2 separate regions of the Homo sapiens genome follow, and region 1 is linked to region 2. A link is an interaction called in ENCODE POLR2A ChIA-PET data of the cell type or tissue named here. Cell type or tissue: GM12878. All regions are shown on one strand. Each heading gives the region's core, and the rest is flanking DNA. Links, peaks and the distances in the headings are about the cores only. Region 1 has its middle 27 kb from the start of BATF. Region 2 has its middle 35 kb from the start of BATF.

Region 1 (2,910 bases), core at 135-2,634, 62 kb after region 2:
ATTTGTCCTTTAGAGGGACAGCCTCTGCCTGCTGCCTCCCCGGTGGCATCCCTCATGGGGTGACAGAAGGGAGGAGAAGTCCTGCTTCCCTGTGTCAGTGCCCCCTGAACCCGCTGGCCAACCACTCTGGCCGGTTTGAGGCCAAGTTTCAACTCTAGACCTCCCCTGTGTGTGTCTCTCCTGCCCCTCTCAGATGATGCCAGTGTTGGGCTATTGTGATTATTAAATGCCATAGAAGTTTGGATGAGCTGCATCCCAGCAGGTGGTGGGGTCACAGCCCCTTGGGAGGAGTCCAACCCAACAGCCTCTGATGGCACATTGCAATCTTTGGGGCTCTCACCAGAGAAGCTGGTGCCCATGGGAGCCTAGGATGTGGACACTGGGCTGAGCCCCGTAATTCAGAGCCTGGGAAGACAGCCCAGAAGACGTTCCCTGAGTGCTGGCATTTCTCCCAGCACAGAATCTTGCATTGTAACCTTTGGTCTCCCAACGAAACGTGGCAAAACAGGCTCCCCTTTCAGTGCAGAGCCTCCATGTGGACTGGGCAGATGTGTCATGAGGAGGAGCTTTCTTAATTTCCTTCAGAACCTGGATTTTGGTAGCTAACGCTCTGTCTAGCTCTTTCCCACCCCTCTGTTAACGAGAAGAGCAAAGAAGCCGATCTTCACTTCAGATGTTGCAGTCATAAAATATAATTCATTTTTCTTTCATAATTATTATTTTTTCTTTTTTTGAGACACGGTCTCACTCTGTCACCCAGGCTGGAGTGCAGTGGTGCAATCATGGCTCACTGCAGCCTTGACTACCCACACTCAAGCGATCCTCCCACCTCAGCTTCCCAAGGTGTTGGGATTACAGGCATGAGCCATTGCACCTGGCCTTCTTTCACGATCTAAAGACGTAGAACTTTGAGTCCAGCTTTCTTTGCTACTATCTCTGCCAGGGCCTGGCCTCTTGTGGGCAGGCTTTCTTTGAATCAGAGATTTTCATCTCCACCCATGCTCTAGCACTGTGATTTTCCCCAGAAACCCCCACAGAAGGCACATGACTTCTGCCGGCATCTTCTGAATGACATTCAGGGCCAGAACTAGAAAAGCAGAGTTCACGTGCACGGTTCCCATCTCTCAGCAAGGACTTCTCTTCCCCTTTCATTCTCTACTTTCTACTGACCCCAGGCAGTTCCACTTCTCCTGTCTAGTCAGCCCGGTAGAGGTAGCAGGTAGCTGAGCCTGGAGCTGGTGCCAAGGCTGACTTCATGTCCATGCAGGCAAATTGGAGAGGCAGCCATGAATAGAAATTTGAACATCCGTAGCTTTAACCTTGGATGTTTCACCAACCAGGTTCTGTCCCAGCCTTCTACCCATGACAGGGATGGCTCCCTCAGTCTGGTGGGCCACTTGACCCACACTCAAACGCCTTCTACCCAGGCAGGCACTGTGAAAGCATGGGACCCACTGGATGTAGGGCAATTGGGAGTGGTGGAGAATGTGGCAAACTAAGGAGAGTGTGCAGCTGTCTGTCGTTCAGTTCTCTCCCATGGTGCCATGTGGGAATTTAGGCCTGGGCTTGCCATGTCTTCCAGTTTGTCAAGAAAAGCCAAAATCAGAATTTCTACATGAAATCTCTCAATTCTTTTTTTCTTCCCTTCCCTTTCTTCCTCCCTCCCTCCCTCCTTCCTTCCCTTCCTCCCTCCCTCCTTCCCTCCCTCCCTTCCTTCTTTCTTTTTTTCTTTCTTTCTTCCTTCCTTCCTTTTTTTCCTTTCTTATTCCTTTCTTCCTTTCTTTCCTCCTTTCTTTTTGCTTTCTTTCTTTCTTTCTTTCTTTCTTTCTTTCTTTCTCTCTTTCTCTCTTCTTTTCTTCTTTTCTTTCTTTCTTTTCTGACAAGGTCTCACTCTGTGGCCCAGGCTGGAGTGCAGAGCTGCTGTCATAGCTCACTGCAGCCTCGACCTCCTGGGCTCAAGCAATCCTTCCACCTCAGCCTCCCAAGTAGCTGGGACTACAGGGGCATGCCACCACACCCAGCTATTTTTTTATTTTTGTTTTTTTCATTTTTCTGTAGCAAGGGGATCTCATTATATTGCCCAGACTGATCTTGAACTCTTGGCCTCAAGCCATCCTCTCATTTCAGCCTCCCAAAATGTTGGGATTACAGGCATGAGCCACCACATCCAGCCCATGTGTCTAAATAAAATACTTAAAACATTATAAATCAAGCTTACAAGTTGTTAACAAAACACATTCTTTTCTTCTTCCTTGACAAGGATACTTTCATCACAACCTAAAAGGCCAAGTTTGAACTCAGAATTCTTAGACACTTCAAAATTTTATATTAGCACAAGGTAGTGAGAAAGAAGCAGTACCCGGACTGCAGCTTGCCGCTTTCTTGCCCTCCCCTGGTTCTTCCTGTACCACAGCAGCCTCCAGTTCATGCCGGCGGACATGCCAGCCTGGAAGACCAAATTCCGTCCACATTCACCCCCACAGGACCCATCCCTTGGGTCCAGAGATGCACATACCAGTGGTCTGGTCCACACTCGGGAAGAAGTATCCAGGGAAGAGGCTTCAGCTCCTGGAAGCCAGCCCAGGGCCAGTTACTAAGGGGATTCTGGTGTCCTTGGAATGTTGGGCACAGTCTAAAGGGGGACACAGGGTTCTAGGTAGGTGTCTCCTTAGTTCTAAGGACTTTTTGCCCCAACAAGAGGAGCGTAGCAGGAGGAATGGCAGTGCTAGTCCCTGCATTGTCGGGAGTTCAGAGCAGAGACGTCTTTTGTCCAGGTCTGAAGGTGGCACTGCAGAGACCTGCCCATTTGCAACTCTGATCTAGGTCAGCAATATCTCCTGGAAAAGCCCAGGCTACAGGAAGGCCCTGTGTAGCAAGAAATGGACACAAGACAGCGTCGTCAACATCTGT
Region 2 (2,910 bases), core at 243-2,742:
GAAAGAAAAAGAAAGAAAGAAAGAAAGAAAGAAAGAAAGAAAGAAAGAAAGAAAGAAAGAAAGAAAGAAAGAAAGAAAGAAAGAAAGAGAGAGAGAGAAAGAGAGAGAAAGAGAAAGGAGGAAAGGAAGAAAGAAAGAAGGAAGGAAGGAAGGAATGAAGGAAGAAAAAGAAAGAGAGAGAAAGGAGGAAAGGAAGAAAGAAACAAAGAGGAAAGAAGGAAGAAAGAAAGATAGGAAGGAGAGAAAGAAAGAAAAAAGAAAGAAAAAAGAAAGGAAGGTAGGAAGGAAGGAAGGAAAGAAAGAAAAAGAAAAGAAAAGAAAGAAAGAAAGAAAGAAAGAAAGACCATCTGAGCTGTGAATGTGACCACAACACATTTAAGAGGGTGGGGACAACCCTCACTGGAATTATCTCATGTGTGCAACTGGGATGCAGAGTGGGGTTGGGTAGGAAGCCTGCCAAACTGCCTATGGGAGCCAATAATGGTCACCCGAATAGGACACAATGCTGCCAATGGACTATATGTGTAGTTTCATATGTGTAAAATACATACAACCTTCAATGCATGTTGTTGGTTTTTGCTATAACTCTTGAGAGACTGGAAAAACATCATCTGTCATCATAGGATTTAACCCTTGCTTAAGATCCGGCGGCAGCTTCTGGTGGGCTTCCCTAGTGCGGCGTCCCTGCCCCGTCTTGCTCTGGCCCCTCTCATTCTCTGCTCCAGCCAGACTGAACAGCTCTTACTTCCTTCTAAACGCTTCCAACATTTTAATCTTGGCTCTACCTTGGAATGCCCAGGGTTATGTGACTTGCCCAAGGACAAAATAAGGATGTAGTGGAGTTGATATTCAAAGCCGGATTTATCTCACTCCAAAGCAAGGACAAAGAATTCCCTTAGGAAATCAGCGGTGGCCCATCTATTTGTGTGGAGAAACAAGAGTTGCTTATAATTCTGGGTAGTGGGATGTCCCCATCGCTTCACCTAGTCAACACCTGTGTCTCATTTAAAACTCAATTCAGGCATCGCTGCACTTTCAGTGGGTTGTTTTTTTTTTTTAGGTTTGAAGCTCATTTAACAACGAGCAAAGGGGTTGCAGAGTAAGAACGCTGATGTTTTTCTCTGGGAATAGGTGGCCACATCCAAAGACAAAGAAATGTTCGAAGTCTTTGCATTTGGAGAGAAAACACCATGCCCATTGCTGCAGCCTGAATTCCCAATGAGTAGTGCCTCTGTCTGGAGTTAAAGGATGATGTACCATGTGGAACCAGGATGTGGTAACTCCTTAAACCCTGCCACTCTTTCACACCTTTGATATGACTCATTTTGATGAAATTCAACGAACTCAGAGCACCTGCTCATGCAGCAGAATATTTTTGAGCTAGAAAGCTCCACGACTTCCTCTCCCTAAGACTGCAGAAAGCTTAGCCCCAGGCTATGAAGAGAGCCAGCAGAATGACCACTGGCACCAGAGGACACTGGTCTTGCCCGCCCACCCTTCGCTGTGCCGGCTCCTCACCCCTGTGCTGGGTGCAGTAGAGGCTGGTCCTCCAAGTCTCACTTGGGACTTGCCCAAGTGAGAGACACTAGGGCAAAAAATATAGCCATATATGCATGCAGATATATACCAGCAGAATGACCACTGGCACCAGAGGACACTGGTCTTGCCCGCCCACCCTTCGCTGTGCCGGCTCCTCACCCCTGTGCTGGGTGCAGTAGAGGCTGGTCCTCCAAGTCTCACTTGGGACTTGCCCAAGTGAGAGACACTAGGGCAAAAAATATAGCCATATATGCATGCAGATATATATCAGCAGAATGACCACTGGCACCAGAGGACACTGGTCTTGCCCGCCCACCCTTCGCTGTGCCGGCTCCTCACCCCTGTGCTGGGTGCAGTAGAGGCTGGTCCTCCAAGTCTCACTTGGGACTTGCCCAAGTGAGAGACACTAGGGCAAAAAATATAGCCATATATGCATGCAGATATATATGGCTATACTTTTTTTTGCTGTTGGGTTTTTGTTGTTGTTGTTGTTGTTGTTTTGAGACAGTCTTGCTCTGTCACCCAGGCTGGAGTGCAATGGCGCGATCTTGGCTCACTGCAACCTCCACCTCCCAGGTTCAAGCGATTCTCCTGCCTCAGCCTCCTGAGTAGCTGGGATTACAGGCGTGCACCACCATGCCCGGCTAATTTTTTGTATCTTTAGTAGAGACAGGGTTTCACTATGTTGGCCAGGCTGCTCTCAAACTCCTGACCTCATGATCTGCCCACCTCGGCCTTCCAAAGTGCTGGGATTACAGGCGTGAGCTACTGCGTCCAGCCTGCTGGCAGACCACCAATTCGTATATACTGACTGATGTCAGTTTCAGGAAATCAAAAAAAGTATATGTATATGTATATGTATATGTATATGTATATGTATATGTATATGTATATGTATATGTATATGTATAATCTAAATTTCCATCCATTTCTACATCTGTCCAGAAGGATATTCATTAAAATATTAACAGCAGTTCTCTCTGGATGGCAGGATTATAATTATTTGACTCACATATTTCCAGACCTCCCAAATTTTCCAAAGTTCCTGTGCATTAGCTACATGAGCTGAAGAACAAGCCCAAAGCCCATTCTTTTTTAAATAGCTGAGACTCCAAGTCTAGGGGATGCTCCGAGTGACGGACAAAGCCCTTCCTTCGAGGATGATTCTAGGAAGATCCTGGGGCGTCAGCCTTCTCTGGGCAGCGTCTTTGCTGCCCTCTGCTGGTCATTTGGAAGCTCGGCAAGTCCAAGTCCAGCCCCTTTCTTGTGGAGCAGTTTCTTCTTTAGGTTTGCCCTCTGAGGCCCAATTTCTTAGAACTGTTTTCGTTTTGTTTCATTTTTCTGAGATAGAGAATCCTTTTAAACTTAAAA

The links. ChIA-PET counts read pairs that join two places held together with the same protein. Peaks named below come from ENCODE experiments on the same cell type or tissue, not always from the same donor. Only the 100,000 strongest peaks of a DNase experiment are listed, where the experiment ranks them.
Region 1: POLR2A ChIA-PET joins it to region 2 with 7 read pairs; 6 of 35 experiments call an interaction of 5 or more read pairs at or near these places.

The regions. Positions count from the first base shown.
Region 1 is chr14:75,548,271-75,551,180 of GRCh38, forward strand. No RefSeq gene overlaps it. Among named protein-coding and RNA genes, the nearest start is that of BATF, 27 kb to the left of the region's middle. RefSeq lists an enhancer at 888-1,137. In GM12878, for the core only: no CTCF peak of the experiment used is centred there; a DNase peak (open chromatin) is centred at 1,104; H3K27ac peaks cover 1,396 bases.
Region 2 is chr14:75,486,216-75,489,125 of GRCh38, forward strand. No RefSeq gene overlaps it. Among named protein-coding and RNA genes, the nearest start is that of BATF, 35 kb to the right of the region's middle. In GM12878, for the core only: no CTCF peak of the experiment used is centred there; a DNase peak (open chromatin) is centred at 1,286; H3K4me3 peaks cover 369 bases; H3K27ac peaks cover 1,901 bases.